2 separate regions of the Homo sapiens genome follow, and region 2 is linked to region 1. Evidence: read pairs that join two places in POLR2A ChIA-PET (ENCODE). Cell type or tissue: PC-9. All regions are shown on one strand. Each heading gives the region's core, and the rest is flanking DNA. Links, peaks and the distances in the headings are about the cores only. Region 1 overlaps TODL (transcript overexpressed in dedifferentiated liposarcoma). Region 2 has its middle 15 kb from the start of CPM.

What was found. Peaks named below come from ENCODE experiments on the same cell type or tissue, not always from the same donor. Only the 100,000 strongest peaks of a DNase experiment are listed, where the experiment ranks them.
Region 2: POLR2A ChIA-PET joins it to region 1 with 5 read pairs; 2 of 35 experiments call an interaction of 5 or more read pairs at or near these places.

The regions. Positions count from the first base shown.
Region 1 is chr12:69,020,723-69,029,061 of GRCh38, reverse strand. TODL (transcript overexpressed in dedifferentiated liposarcoma) reads right to left here. Exons shown (of 3, transcript XR_001749099.2): 3 at 3,731-4,202. Among named protein-coding and RNA genes, the nearest start is that of TODL, 17 kb to the right of the region's middle. RefSeq lists a silencer at 2,334-2,563 and an enhancer at 3,705-4,904. In PC-9, for the core only: no CTCF peak of the experiment used is centred there; DNase peaks (open chromatin) are centred at 1,481, 3,911 and 4,451; H3K4me3 peaks cover 1,015 bases; H3K27ac peaks cover 1,587 bases.
Region 2 is chr12:68,944,335-68,952,673 of GRCh38, reverse strand. It overlaps a transcript of CPM not described here. Among named protein-coding and RNA genes, the nearest start is that of CPM, 15 kb to the right of the region's middle. In PC-9, for the core only: no CTCF peak of the experiment used is centred there; no DNase peak of the experiment used is centred there.

The sequences.
Region 1 (8,339 bases), core at 146-8,145:
TAATCCGTATTGTTAAGAAGATATATTTGTCAAGCAGGATAATAGAATGTACTTAACAGTTGATAGTTTCACTTATAACTTTAAAAGTTTCAGACATTTAGAATGCGAGCTCCGTTTTGGTTTTTGTATGAGCCCCATAAATGTTAGGAAAGAACCTGTCCAGGAGTTACATCAAAACTACAGCCATAGGTCAGGGGTGGTGGCTCACACCTGTAATCCCAACACTTTGGAAGGCCAAGGTGGGAGGACTGTTTGAGGCCAGGAGTTTGAGATCAGCCTGGGCAACATAGTGAGACCCCATCTCTACTAAAAATAAAAAAAGTTAGCCAGACCTCATAGCATGTCCCTGTAGCCCCAGCTACTCAGGAGGCTGAAGTGGTAGGATCCCTTGAGCCCGGGAGTTCGAGGTTGCAATGAGCTATGATCACGCCACTGCATTTCAGCCTGGGTTACCAAGGGAGACCTCATTTCAAAGATAAAAACGAAGCAAAGCAAAACAAAACAAAACAAAACAAAAATAACTGAAGTCATAGATGGAGCAGTCAGCATGGAGGAGATATTTGAAGCTGAGGGAGAGGCAGTAGAGTGTAAAGAGGGCAAGTTCTACATTCAGACTGCCTGGTTCTAATCCCAGATCGGCCACCTACTAGCTGTAGTACTTAGGGCTACCTTCTGTACCTTGATTTTCTCATTTGTGAAATGGAGATGTTAATAGCACCTCATGGGAATGTTTCAAATGTCCAGTGAGTTCATCCATGTGAAGCACTTAGAACAGGGTGGCATAGAGTAAGCTCTCAATACCAAGCAAGTGGGTAAATAACCTGCAGAAGGAGCACAGAGCAAGAACAGAAGATGCTCAGGGAAGCCTTGGAAAGAAAACCTAGAGATGCATGGAGGGCAGACAGTGTCCCCAGCACCCAGTGCAGTGCCAGGCAGGTGGCAAGTGCTCAGTAACTGTGGATGGATTTGTAAAGGATCCTGGAAAGGAGACTGAGAAGGAGCACTTAACACACCAAATGAAGCAGAAAGGTCAAATGATGGGAGCCCTTAGATTCCTAATCAGGAAATACCTTTAAAAGGACATTTCAATTCACAGAAAGTCAGATGGCAGTAGATTAAAGAATAAGTACGTAGGTACTTCTCTTTTTAGTTTAGCTTAGTAACTCTAGTGGAAGCTACTCTTTTTAAAGAGTTGACAGTGAAGGGAAGAAAGGGATAAAATAGTAGCTGGAGGGGGATGGAAGGTTGAGAGAACTTCCTTTTATGTTAGAGGAAATATGGGCAGACATGCTGCTAAGAGAAAGGAACCAGCGGAGAGGAAGGGATGATTAATGGAGCAAGAATCTAGGAGAAGGAGGGGAGAAAATGGAATCAAGAGAAAAAAGCATAGGAGTCAGTCTTATAAAAGAATGCCATGCCTGAGGTGAAAGGAAGCAGGATGATCGATAAGGATATAGAGAAGTATTGAGGCATAATAAGTTGAAGAAATTCTTTCAGTTCATGCAGGGGAACTTGCATTACTGGAAGAGCAAATACACATAGCTGACTAATAGGGAGCATATTCCTTTACCCATTGTGGTGAGACTCTAAAGAGGCTCACGCACTGTAGCCTCTGCCTAGCTTGTGTCCCTATTCCATGGAGCGGTAGTTGGCAAACTACAGCCTACGGGCAAGATTTAGCCTGCTGCCTGTTTGTGCACAGCCCCTGAGCTAGGAGTATTTGCTTTTTTTTTAAATTGTGATAAAATATACATAACATAACATTTACCATGTTACCCACTTTTAAGTGTACAATTCAGTGGAATTAAGTAAATTCACAGTATTATGTGACCATCACCATTATCCATTTCCAGAATGTCGTCATCCCAGACAGAAACTCTGTATCTATTAAACACCAACTCTCCATTCCCGTCTTGTCCCAGCCCCTGGAAACATCTATTGTACTTTCTGTCTCTATGAATCTGCCTATTCTAGGTACCTCATGTAAGTGGAATGATACAATATTTGTCCTTCTGTGTCTGCCTTGTTTCACTTAGCGTAATGCTTTCAAGTTTCATCCATGTTGTAGCATTTATCAGGATTTCATTTCTTTTTATGGCTGAATAATATTCTATTGAGTGTATACACTATACTTTATTAATTCATCTGTTGATGAAGGTTTGGGTTGTTTCCACATTTTGGCAATTGTGAATAATGCTGCTGTGAAAGTTGGGATGTAAGTATCTAATTGAGTTCCTGCTTTAAATTCTTTGGGTTACATACTATATTAGTCCATTCTCACACTGCTGTAAAGAACTACCCGAGACTGGGTAATTTATGAAGCAAAGAGGTTTAATTGGCTCACAGTTTCTCAGGTTGTTCAGGAAGCATGGTTTGGGAGGCCTCAGGAAACTTACAATCATGGTGGAAGGGCAAAGGGGAAGCAAGCACCTTCTCCACATGGCAGAGCAGGAGAGAGAGAGAGCCAAGGGGGAAGTACTACACACTGTTAAACAACCAGAGAACACATTGACTATCATGAGAACAGCAAGAGGGAAGTCCGCCCCCATGATTCAATCACTTCCCACCAGGCCTCTCCTCCAACATGTGGGGATTACAATTCAACATGAGATTTGGGTGGAAACACAGAGCCAAACAATATCACATCCCTGGGAGTGGAATTGTCAGATCATACAGTAATTCTTGAGAAACAGCTAAACTGCTTTCCACAGCAGTTGCATCATTTTACCTTCCCACTAGCAAGATCAAGGGATTTGATTTCCCCACATCTTCATAGTACTTGTTATTTTCTGGGTTTTTAAAAATTAGGATGGCTGCTAATGAGTAGTCATGCTAACAGATATGAGGTGAGATCTCGTTGTAGTTTTGATTTGCATTTCCGCATTGGCTAGCGAGGTTGAGCATCTTTTCTTGTGCTTATTGGCCGTTTGTATGTTTTCTTTAGATAAATGTTTATTCAAGTCCTTTGCCCATTTTTAAAGCAGGTTGTTTTGTTATTGTCATTGTTGTTGAGTTTTAGGAGTTTTTTATACATTTTGTATATTACTCTCTTATCTGATATGTGATTTGCAAATATTTTTTCCCATTCTGTGGGTTGCCTTTTCACTCTTTTGACAGTATATGTGAGAGTTTGAATTATCATAACAACTCGTATGTGAGTTTATGTGTGTTAGATGTGAGCTACCTAATACTCCTTCAATAAAACTCTTCCTGCCTCAACAGTTAGGGTGGCCTCTGTTGTCTGCAATCAAGAACTCTGATTGATACATTCAGTGAAGACAATTATATTATACTTGGCAATATTTCCTTAAAAGGTAGTGTTTTATGAGAAACCCTTAATTTCAATTGGGACTTTTGTACCAATGTTTATTGCTCCTAACCTTCCAATGTTTGTAAAACTGGTTTAATAGAATTTTTATGTCACAAAGGGGGTACAATGAAGATTATAAAACTAATAGATGAAATCTAGACACAAAAAAGTAAAACTCTGAATAAGAAACCATAACTGAAATGGCACATTTAATTGTAGGAGTTTAACTCCGCATACACTCGATTTTGCTGCAACTGGACAAGAAAGAGATACATTTCTGAGAAAAAAGCAAAGAAAATCAAGTCCCAGTAGTCTAAGTTTTTAGAGCAGAAATCCTAAGAGTATCTCAAAAGAAGCGAGATTGTTGATCATGGAAGTGATTGATTATCATGAGGTTAACACACCTTGGAGGAGATGGAGATAAGCAGGTAGAGAAGGAGGTAAATGCTCCAGGCCCAAGGTAACAATTCAGGATTCTAATCTCAGTTATTTCACTTACATGCTGAGTAAGTTATTCATTCAGAGCTGCTCCTATTAATTCCAGCCAATGATTATACTCTTAAAAAAACAAGGTGCGCAAATTAGAATGCTTGCTTTCTTGTTATTTATGCATGTTCTCTGTCTATCCCACACAGCCATGTGAGTAATAGTGACCTCATCACAAAAAAGAAAAAAAGAAAAAAAAACTCGCATAAACTCTGCTACAGGAATGCACGTGTTTTTCGGACCCAGACTTTTTTTTTTCCTGTTTGATTTATCTCTCTATTATTGGAGATTTTACTTTTTCTTCCTGGTTTGCACATGCTGGTCTTATCAAGAGAGAAGTACTTCTGTCCCATGTTCACCACTTCCATAGAAACAATTCTCTCCAATCTTTCTAATATGAGAAAAGCTGGAAGACAGAAATGAAAAAAACAATTTAAATTGGAATAAAGATTTTTGTTTTTTTTAAAAGCGCACATCCACTTCAGCTGACAAGATGATTCCTGAAGAAATCAGAACAGACAAAGAAGCAAGACAGAGAGAATAGGTAAGCTAGTATTAAGTGAAAGGTTGACAGGGAAGTCAGTTCTCTTCGGAGCAAAGCACACCCTGGCAGAGATGAGCGGGCGTTTAACTCTCCAAGTCCACACCCAGTGGAGTGCGTCACCCAGGCTCTTACCTTTCGTAGCTGAAGAACGCCTTGTGCAATGACCTGTGCCACAGCCAGCTAATGACATGCAGCATCAGGCATCTGAGAAATAATTAACTGCCTGCCCTTCATTTTCAGCCTACAATTAGACAACTGTGGCTGCAATTGTGTGTGCAGTTTTCCAACAACAAATAATTGTGGCTAAAGGCATGCTTGCATTGTGAAAGGGAGACATAATTGGGACCCCCCTTTAATAAGTTAGTACCTAAAATGTAAGCAAGTATATAATTTGGCTAGTGGAAAGACAACCCTGACTTTTTTTAATTACATTTTTATATTTTAACAAATGCTTTCCCTAGCCCATTTGCAGACCTCACTGCAGCATTGTTGGCATAGAACAATCATAATTAAACTATAAGTAAGAAATGCCACATCACAGATGAACCAACACTGAATCCTAGCAGACTGTAGGGTACCCTGTATTCATTGCAGAAGAGGCACCAATAAAGGCCCAAAAAGCAAAGGACGCAAATTATTTCATTCTACTTGAAATATTAACAGAGTCAACCGCAGGGCACCCAGCACAGTGCCCAACACGTGGAAGACACACATGTCTCTAATTGATGCTGTGTTGAGTCCCCTTCCTTGTGCTCCCGCAGCATTTAAAAGGTGGCTTTACTTTAGCCCTTAGTGCTTCCTGTCTTCTTTCCGTTTGCTTGTTTGTCTGTCTGTCTCCCCCACTGTCCTGTGAGCTATTGGAAGGAAACATCCATGTCTTTTTCATCCTTTATTTTCCTGAGCATATTTCTGTCTCTGGTGTCAGAAAGCCACATTAGCCTCTGTCAAACAAAACAAAACAAAACAAAATGACAGGAAAACGGGGAGCTCTTAGTAGGATTCCCTTTCTTTCCTCCATCTCATGGGGCTGCCTCCTTTAGGGAGCTGGCCTCGTTCTCTCTGCTGCAGGTGGGTGTTCTCTATGTGGGTGATAGCATAAGCGGATGGCTCTTCAGTCAGACTGCCTCAGCTTGAAGCTGGTTCCACTACTTACTTAGAATAAATTACTTAAGCTCTTTGAGTCTCAGTTTCCTCATCTGTAAAACAGAGACAACAACAATAATAATACCTACCTACCCTATAAGGTGGTTGTAAAGATTAAATGAGATGATAATACACAAGCAGAGCCAGGCATGGTGGCTCATGCCTGTAATCCCAGCACTTTTGGAGGCCGAGGCAGGAGGATCACCTAAACCCAGGAATTCAAGACCAGCCTGGACAACATAGTAAGACCTTGTTCTACTAAAAATAATAAAGTTAACCAGTCACAGTGATGCATGCTTGTACCAGCTGCTTGGGAGGTTGAGGCAGGAGGATAGCTTGAGCCCAGGAGTGCGAGGTTGTAGTGAGCCATGATTTCGCCACTGCACTCCAGCCTGGGTGACAGAGCGAGACGCTATCTCAAACATTTTTTAAAAAGGCACAAGCAACTCACAGCGGTACCCAACACATGGAATGTGCTCAATAAATGTATGCTAATATACTATTAGTGTTGCTATTTTTGTGGAAGAGGTAGAGAGATAGGCATGACTATAGACATTTCTAGGTGATATCATCCTAACTTAGAGACCCCAAAGGAAAAAGGGGAACATTTATATCCCAGTATCTATATAAACAATTTCCAGGAGGGACTGATTAGCTATGTGTTATAGAGTTCACCACAAGCCAGGCACTACAGTAGGTGCTTCCTATGCATCATCTCAGTGAATTTTTACCACAGTTCTATGATGTAAGTACTTTTTTTTTTTTTTTCCATGAGACAGAGTTTCTCTCTGTTGCCCCGGCCAGAGTGCAGTGGCAGGATCTTGGCTGACTGCAACCTTTGCCTTCCAGGTTCAAGCAATTCTCCTGTCTTAGCCTCCCGAGTAGCTGGGACTACAGGCGCACGCCACCACGCCCAGCTAATTTTTGTATTTTTAGCAGAGACCAGGCTTCACCATATTGGCCAGGCTGGTCTGGAACTCCTGACCTCAGGTGATCCACCCACCTTGGCCTCCCGAAATGCTGAGATTACAGGCGTGAGCCACTGCACCCATACGTAAGTATCATTTAGTTCCTCACTTTACAGGAAAACCAAGGCTTAGACAAGTTTATTATTGATAAAACCAAGGCTTAGAGAAGTATATTACTGATAATTCAGGGGTTGTAAAACTCTCTTCTGTAAAGAACCAGGTATTAAATATTTTAGGATCTGCAGGCTAGATGGTTTCTGTCACAACTACTCAACCCTGTCACTGTAGAACTGAAAGCAGTAATAGACAATATGCAAACAAATGAACATGGTTGCGTTCCCACCAAACTTATTTTATGGGCACTGAATTTTGAATTTCATATAATTTTCATGTGTCATAAAATATTATTTTTCTTTTTTTTTTTTCATTCACTTAAGAATATAAAAGCTATTCTTAGCTTAAGAACTCTACAAATAGAGGTGGCAGCTGGATTTTATCCTTGGGCTGTTTGCTGATTCCTGTTTTAGTCACTTTCCAAAGGCCACATAGCTAAAAGTGGAGGATCAGCCAGGAGCAGTGGCGAGGGCCTGTAGTCCCAGCTACTTGGGAGGCTGAGGCAGGAGGATCACTTCAGGCCAGGAGTTCGAGCTGTAGTGCATAATGATCATACCTCTGAATAGCCACTGTATTCTAGCCTGAACAACATAGCAAGACCCCATTTCTAAAAATAAATAAATAAAAATGGTGGCTCCCAGCTTCAGGTCCAAGTGCCATGACTCTTGGGGTCTGCACACTTAACCACAACTATGCTAGCAAAGCAAACAATTTTTGATGGAAGGAAAATGCCCCCTCCCTCCATTAAAAAGCCAGTTTTGTATCTATTTGTAAATTCATTTTAATATTCCCAATCCATATATGTGTCTGTTCTTTGGATTTTCCTTTGAACTGGTTGTGCCATCAACCTGATTCCCTCAGTAAATAATGAGTGAAATAATATCTTTTACATGTATTCACCTTATATCTGAAGGAGAATCAGGATTTTACTTTTTCTTAAAATTATCCTCTAGGAAAAGGCACACCTGTAATCCCAGCACTTTGGGAGGCCAAGGCAGGTGGCTCACTTGAGCTCAGGAGTTCAAGACCAGCCTGGGCAAATGGCGAAACCCCATCTCTACTAAAAATACAAAAATTAGCTGGGCGTGGTGGCGCATGCCTATAATCCCAGCTACTCAGGGACCTGAGGCAGGAGAATCTCTTGAACCCAGAAGCAGAGGCTGAAGTGAGATCTTAACCACTGCACTCCAGCCAGGCCGACAGTGATGTCTCAAAAAATTTTTTAAAAAGTTTTTTAAATTAAAAAACTAAAATTATCCTCTAGCAGTTTTGGAGGTCTTCCACTGAGATGCTCAGTGGGTTCACGTGACAGAGCCAGGTAAACTCCATCAACAGAAATGGGCAGCTTCATGGGCAGCTTAAGTCCAGGCACATCCATTCTTAATTTTTAGAGGCGAAATCAAAATGACAACAGAACTTTGCTTGCTCCTTGCTTTTGTTGTTGTTGTTGTTGAGACAGGGTCTCGCTCTGTTGCCCCGGCTGGAATGCAGTGTGATCTCAGCTCACTGAAACCTCTGCCTCCCAGGCTCACCTCAGCCTTCTGAGTAGCTGGGATTACAGGCATATGCCACCATATTGGGCTAATATATATATATTATATATATATTTATATATTTTATATATATTTTTATACATATATATATCTTTTTTTTTTTTTTTTTTTTTTGCAGAGACAGGGTTTCGCCATGTTGCCCAAGCTGATCTCTAATTCCTGGGCACAAGTGATTCACCTGCCTCAAACCTCCCAAAGTTACTCCTTGTTTTTCTAATTTT
Region 2 (8,339 bases), core at 316-8,315, 77 kb after region 1:
TATCTCTTCTCTCTTTAGCTGGTGCTGTACCTCAGAAATGTCCCAGATAGGTGCTGGGATGAGGGGAGGGAGGTGGGCAGAGCCAGCTTCATAGGTGTGGGGCCTGCCCGATCACTCAGAGCCCTCTGCTTAGAAGGGTCCCATGCTTTTAGTGCACTGCTGTCCCCATCTTGAAATTTTTAATAATTTCATTTTGCACTGGGTCCCACAGATCATGTAGCCCGTCCTGGAGATGGGGGGCTGGCAAGACATAGCCTTCAGAGAAAAGAAAGTTCAGGCTAGACTCTCACCTGGGCTTTAAACTTCTCTTTCTCTGGCCAAGTACTCTCAATGCCAGAACAAAGTAACCTCATACTGGCTAACCTGGGTCTAAGGGAAGAGCAGGGACCAGCTCTCCCCAGTGGAGGCATTTCCTTGAAGGCCCATATTTTATCCTAAGCAAAAACCCAAAACATATTTGCATTCTGTTCTATGAAATATCTATTAGATACATTTTTAAAATAAGATAGGCTTTCCCTCAAAAAAGCAATCTTTAAGTAGCATTGATGCTTCAAGAGGATATACCCTTATTATCACTTGGATATGAAGTCCTTCTGGCCCCCAGATAATCTCAAATGCCATAGCACAACATGGCATAGCACAACATGTCCCGGAGAGGAGAGAGGAAACTCCAATTCAGCAAAAACCCACACACGGATTGCAGCTTCCTCCCTCCCCTCACATGGTTTCCCATGGCCTTCACTGGCACATTGTGTAACTGATGGCATCTGGCTCCTTCCTTTCTGCCCTTTGTCCTTTTCCTCTTCTTAGGAAGTCATGTTTACTTGCTAGAACACTGCCCTAAAATAGCCTTATATTTCCATTCCCAGTCCAGGGTGTGCTCACAGCCAGTCTAGGTTATTCCATGAGGCCCCCGGGCTCCTGGTTGCTCTGCTCCCTGGGCTCTGGCACCTCCCAGTTTCCATGCCTCCTCCCTGCTCTGGACATACGACCCACTCGCTGGTGGTGGGGGCTGGCACGGCCAGCACTTGGCATCTGCAATATGAACCCTAACGATGATGAGAACCTCCAGGCTTTCCCTTGCCTATCAGCTTTGCACACATAATACCCTCTTCCTAAAATGACAGAAGATTCCCATCTGTCCCTGGGGCTCAGTGTAGATGCCACTTCCTCTGGGAATCCTTCCTTGACATACTCCTCTCCCCTACTCACCACCAAGATGAAGCTAGTCCTCCCATCCTACTCCTTCTTTTCCTTGTAGGAATACTTACCACACTGTACTTACCACACTCTAGTTAACTTGCCTGTATCCCCAGCTAAACCCTAAGCATGATCAGGTCAGGGATATGCTTGCCTTGTTCTTCAATGTATTCCCAAAACCTGAAAGCCTCAAAAACATTGTTGAATGCTGTTGAAGTTTGAGCATTGTTAAGTGATTTTTATTTATTATATCACAACAATCCTAAAAGGAAAGGATTAGTGTTCTCATTTAACACTTGAGGAAAGTAAGGCTCGGAGAGGTTGAGTGAGTTTCCTAAGATCACACAGTTGTAAGTGGTACAGCCAGGCTGTCAGACTTTAAAGTCCATATGTTTCATTCCATGTTCCAAAATTCAATCAGAGAAGCAGAACCACTAGGAGTGATATAGACTAATGGATTTGTTTTAAGGATTGGACCTTATGCAATTGTGGGAGATCATTAAAAGCTCTATGCTATGGCTTCTGCACCCGGTGCTTGGGTCTGCAGTCTGCAGGGAAGGTAGTTGGCAAGGAAAGATGGACATGAAGTTGGAGAAGGTAAAGACAAACTGGAGCCTGTGGGGAAGAGCTGGGCCTCCAGACAGACTGGAACCCATGATGGTATCTCCCTACCTCCAGGCCTACCACTTCCACGTGAGGATCACTTTGAAGAACAGCGGCACCTTAGTCAGGAGTAAATACACACCTGGCCTGGGGGTCGCGGAAGCTGAAGGAGCAATCTGGCAGGCTCTATAAGGGCTGGTGGACCCAGCTGCTGCCTCATGCCTGTCAGGTGAGCCAGCAGAGAAGCAACAATGTATGTGAGCTACAGTGGCTCTAATGCCCTGGACTGACCTTCTGAGCATAAAAAGAATAGGCACTTAACTCCCACCTTCCAAATCTTGGACAAAGCTTCTGCTGTGGCCCAATCAATCCACAACCATGCTGGGAAAAAAATTCAGGGAAACCCAGTTCCAGTTTAGCTAAATTGATACAATATAAATCTATTTCCCTTTCTCTCCTACTTGCTTTACTGTTACAAATTACAAAATAAGATTTCCATTTCCTGAAACCCAAGATTTATAACACTAATATATAACATAATGTAGTATATTAATTATTTCCTACCTTTTTCAATACCCTGTTGGCGCGCATTGGGCGAATGAAGATATACCTTAGTGGTATATCTTCTTGAAGCATCAATGCTACTTTATATTAATTATTTACCACCTTTCAAAACCTTTTTCTACACAGCAGTTATTCACCTTCTTTTAGAACATGCACCTTAATTTCCCTCTGAGGAACCAGCCCTGCCTCCACTCTTAGTCAATATGGTTTAGGTGTAGCTGTCTGCCCCCTCACTCCAGGCATGAGCACGTGAACAAGGCCCAAGCACACTGCATCCTCTGGCCTCAGAGGATGGCTCAGGCACAGGTGCATAATCTTCATTCGCCCAATGCAAGCCAACAAGACCTAGCTGAAGCTTTGATTTGACTTAAAGGGAAGCAGACTCTTCCAGGTCTTGACCTGGAGATGAGAGGCTGTCTGAGAATGGAGCAAACACAGTGAATGCAACACTGATTATGAAATGAGAGAAACCAGGTCTGGGTGCCATCATTTGAGTCCCTGGGCATGTCGTTCTGAAGCCAGCCTCACCTGCAATTTTCCATTGCTGTACCTCAACTGTGTTCGCTTGCTTGTGCACCACAAGCATGATCCATAATTCAACAACCTAATACACCTTCTTTGAAAACCTACTGCACAACCTCCATTGATAATAGCAACATTTACTGAATGCCAGACACATTGTTGAGTGCTTTATGTGAACAATCTCATTTAACCCTCTCAAACTCCTTATGAGGTAGGTGCTATCAATTATCCACATTTCTAAAGAAGAAACTGAAGCTTACAGGAGTTAATGCCAGGAAGAGGATGAAGGTGGTAAGTGGTGAATTCCTAATTACAACTTTAAACACCAAACCACAGTCATGTTGGCACTCAGAATTTGAATCCTTATCTACTGGGCTCCAGAATCTGTACTTTTTAATTTATTTACTTATTTCTGAGACAGGGTTTTGCTCCGTTGCTTAGACTAAAGTGCTGTGGTACAATCACGGCTTACTGCAGCCTTGACCTCCCGGGCTCAAGCGATCCTCTTGCCTCAGCCCCCTGAGTAGCTGGGACCACAGGTGTGTGCCACCATGCCCAACTAATTTTTGTATTTTTTGTACAGATGAGCTTTCGCCATGTTGGCTAGGCTGGTATTGAACTTCTAGACTCAAGTGATCCACCCACCTCAGCCTCCCAAAGTGCTAGGATTACAGGTGTGAGCCCAGAATCTGTACTTCTAACAACAAAAATAGTTTCTAATACATACAAAATACTTGATAGGCCTGATGGAGGATAAAGGAATTAATAAAGTATATTTTGTGTCCTCCGGGAGCTTACCATTTAGTGGAGGAAATATGTATTCCCACAAATAACTGTGGGGCACCAAGTTATGAGTACTTTTACCTCCACTCCAATCTGCCACTGGCTACTGAGCAATGGTCCAAGGTTAGAGCATCATATTTAGCCATAGTATACATTGGCATGCTTACTGGGTTGTGTGGCAGCAATAAATGGCAACTGAACCAAAAGATGCAGGAGTCTAGCAAGACTTTTTACTTCTGGAGCAATTTCAGGCTTCCAAATCCTTACTGAATTACCCTTAATTGCAATTTCTCGTATTACTGAGATGATGAGAGTCTAATCATTGAGACTATTTCCTCCTAACTTTGTTGCTATATGCAGGCAACCAAGCTTCATTCTGACTGGGGGTTACGCTAACTTGGATTTTAAAACCCAATTCTGCAGTTCAAGAGAGATGATAAATGGAGTAGAGGGACCTCCTCCCTACCCTCCCCCCAAAACCCCCAAAGCCTTCCCAACTCCCTATATACTCTAAAAGACAGACACTAGAAACTAAACAACACATAATCTGATGGGCTGATCAATAATGCATTGGTTTTATTACCTGAATATTTTGGGGTTACTTTTTCATGTCAGTCTCTCATGTCAAAAATTCTCATTTCCCTAATGCCTACCCCCTCAGGCCCTCATCTCTCTTCCATCTTCCTCACGAATGATAATTTAAGGTCATAAAACAGATAGCTTCACACTTTCAATATAAACTCCAAAAAATAAATTGTTAGCGGTATTTATCTGACCCCTATATTCTAGCTATTATAGTCAGATAATAAAATCCAGGGTGCTCGAGGGAACAGATCAAGGGGACAGTTAGAAAACTTAAGCTTCAGTGTTTCTGTTGACTCTAGAAAGGCAAAACTAAAATAACTCATCTGTAGCCTGAATATCATTCCCAATAGGAGTTAGATAAAAGCCTATCTTGGCAAAGCTCAAAGTCCTTAAAGTTTGGGTCTTATTTGTTTGTTTGTTAGACTATTTTGGATCTTGAGAGTTTGCTTTGGGATGGGGAACAGCTATTAGAGCTGTTTGGCGAGTGGGTATGCTAGAAATGGGTTGAAATTATGACATTAGTATAAATTTTTATAAAAATCTAATTTCTAGACTGGGCAACATAGCAAGACCTTGTCTCTACTAAAATAAAAAAAAATTTTAAAAAAGCTGGCCATGGTGGCACACACCTGTAGTCCCAGCTACTTCGGGGGCTGAGGCAGTAGGAGCCCTTAAGCCTGGGAAGTCAAGGTTGCAGTCAGCCCTGATTGTGCAACTGCATTCCAGCCTGGGCAACAGAACAAGACCCTGTCTCAAAAAAAATAATAATAAATAAAATTAGTCATTATATAAAAATTCTTTCTTTTCTTTTTTTTTTTTTGAGACAGAGTCTTACTCTGTTGCCCAGGCTGGAGTGCAATGGCGCGATCTCAGCTCACTGCAAGCTCCGCCTCCCAGGTTCAAGTGATTCTTCTGCCTCAGCCTCCTGAGTAGCTGGGATTACAGGTGCATGCCACCATGCCTGGCTATTTTTCATATTTTTAGTAGAGATATGGTTTTGCCATGTTGGCCAGGCTGGTCTTGAACTCCTGATTTCAGGTGATCTATGTGTCTTGGCCTCCCAAAGTGCTGGGATTACAGGCATGAGCCATTGCACCCGGCCTCAAAATTATTTCTAATGTGTGCAAAGATATCTGATAAAAACTACATGACTATGTAAAATAAAACATACTATTTCCTCTGCCTGGACTTTCTATTTCTTCACCCTTCAAGTTACAGCTTAAACAGATCCATCTTCTGGAAGCTTTTTTGAACTCCACTTAACTCCATTTCAACTCAATGAGCACCTTCTGTGCTCTTGAATGCAGGTTTCTGATGACTTTGGAGGTTGTGCCACTGGAATAGAGGGAAAAAACTTCTAGGACTTTCATGGAGAGCTTATGTGTTCATGAATATTGAGCAGAACAGGAGTTATTTGCATGGACTGAGCAAACAGAAGACCAAAATAATCTTTTTATGATTTTTTGCTTAAAACGTTGCTTATTCTTTGTGTTTTTCAGAGTCAAGAAAACTTTTTTATTTGGAGCTATTTACAGCTTTTAACAACTGAGTAAAATACACTCCAGTGAGCAAATTTTGGAGCGCATTTCTTTCTCTCTACCTTATTTCTCTGTAATTTGGAAACTATGTCTACGTATACTTAATTTATGGTAGTATCGCTATTTGCATAAGTTCAGTAAGCATCTGTTTTCTTTTGTAACAGGACACTATTAGAGACACTAGTTATTTTACCAAGGCTTTGACTGGAATGACATGTTTTCAGACTTTTCAGACTGCTTTGAGGAATTGAGGTTGAGCTACAGAGCTGATAAAAATTCCTTGGAAAAACTGGCCACCTTGTTTTTACAAGGTTCCCAACCTGTGGTAAGTAAAAATGTCCCTTTCTGATAGGCCTAGGAATCCCAAGTTATTTTGGTACCTCTAGAAATGAGGAATTCATTCAATTCATACAGGTATCTGCAGGCACAAATAAATCTTTGGCTGGGCTCAAGATGCTTTTAAAAGGTCTAATCTGAGATTCCTTATTAAAAAAACATCCAGCAAAGCCAATTTTTTAAAAAGGCCTATATAGCAAATAATTATTCATGTTATGTTTCATGCAAACAATTAGGCCTAGTATAAATAAAACCAAAGCTTATTTTGCAAATAAATTGGTCCTGCTATGATTTGTCTTTGGTAAAAATGGGGGAAAACTGGAGAGGGAAAAATTATGTTTCAAAAAAAACCTATAGCATGCCTGTTATTAGATTCTAGCCTTGGCTGGGCACAGTGGCTCACACCTGTAATCCCAACATTTTGAGAGGCCGAGGCAGGAGGATGAATCACTTGAGCCCAGAAGTTCGAGACCAGCCTGGGCAACATAGGGAGACCCCATCTCTACAAAAAATTATTTAAAAATTAGCTGGGTGTGGTGGTGCACACCTGTAGTCCCAGCTACTTGGAAGGCTGAGATGGCAGGATCACTTTAGCCCTAGAGGTCGAGGCTTCAGTGAGCTCTGATCATGCCACTGCACTCCAGCCTGGGCAACAGAGTGAGACACTGTCTCAAAAAAAAAAAAAAAAAAAAAAAAGAAAGAAAGAAAAGAAAAGAAAAAAATTCTAGCCTTGTCCATTGTTTGTGAGCCTATACTAATGACTCACATCTGATTGGTTCTTGGGGATATTTACCTGAATCCCTCAAGGCTTCAGATCAGTTCTGCAAGGACTCCTGAAGCTAAGACTTTCACACCTTGCATTAGGTCTCTTGTAGTTTACTGTTCTCTTAAGTGCTATACTAACGATGTGGATAAGAATACTAACGTTTTTGTTATACCAACATTGGGGACCCAACAAGGCACCTGGGAATACATACAGACAACTGCAAAATGGTTTCACTCCTCTTACCTTGGGGGCAACCCTTGCCCCAACTATACCCCCTGTCAACAGGAAGAGCAGTTGTCAGCCTTTTCCCATCTCCCCAGCTCACACCTCAGGATTGAGGTGTGCTGAAGCACAAGGGAGGGAACTGAAACCACCTTTGCAAAGATTATGACAGCAAGAAAAGTCTAACTTGACTGACTCCATCTTGCTTCTAGTCTCACAGGCTGGCTGTCTTTGCTAATTCCTGGGGGCACAAAGAGCTAACCATGGGAGGGATTTAGTTTATAGTTTCACTTGGAAGCAAGGATGATAACAGTCCCTCCCTAAAACTAATCTCCTCCTTGCTTAGAGAGTGAAAACTAATGAAAGGCCACAAGATTAGGGTTATTGGAGGGACCTGAATTCTGCTAAAGTATAGGTATACTTTTATAATCCCTTACTGCTCAGGAGTCATGTGGCCAGAGGTCACAAGATTTGTGACTTCCCCAATTGCTCTTATAGATAACATCACTACTGTAGAACTTAAGATTGGTCTCTTGAGATGTTTTTCAGATTTTTGTATTCTGGCCATCAACTGATCCTACCTGGACTCATGACTCATGACTCAACTGGTCCTGTGGCCCCCACCCAGAGGCAGACTCAGCTCACTGGGACAGTTTTCCACACCCCTATGATTTTTTTCCCAACTAATCAGCAGTACCCATTACCTAGTCCCCGCCCACCAAACTATCTTTAAAAATCCTAACGTCTGAGTTCTCAGAAAGACTGATTTGAGTGGTAACTCCAGTCTTTCTGCTCTGCTGCCTTGTCACTTCTTTATTGTAATTTAAAAAAAAAAAACAAAAAACAAGGTGAAGGAGCCAGGCATGGTGTCTCATGCCTATCATTCCTGTATTTTGGGAGGCTGAGCTGGGCGGATGACTTGAAGCCAAGAGTTTGAGACCATCCTGTGCAACGAAGTGAGGCCCCATATCTACAAAAAATAAATTATCTGGGTGTTGTGGCATGTGTCTGTAGTCCCAACTGCTCAGAAGGCTGAGATGGGAGGATTGCTTAAGCCCAGAAGTTCAAGGCTTCAGTGAGCTATGATTATACCACTGCACTCCAGCCTGGGCAACAGAGCAAGAAACTGTCTAAAAAGAAAAAAAGTAAGTACGTTCTGATAGTATGTCTCATAATATCCTGTAATTTTCTTTCTGTAATAGGCATCAAAATGGCAACTG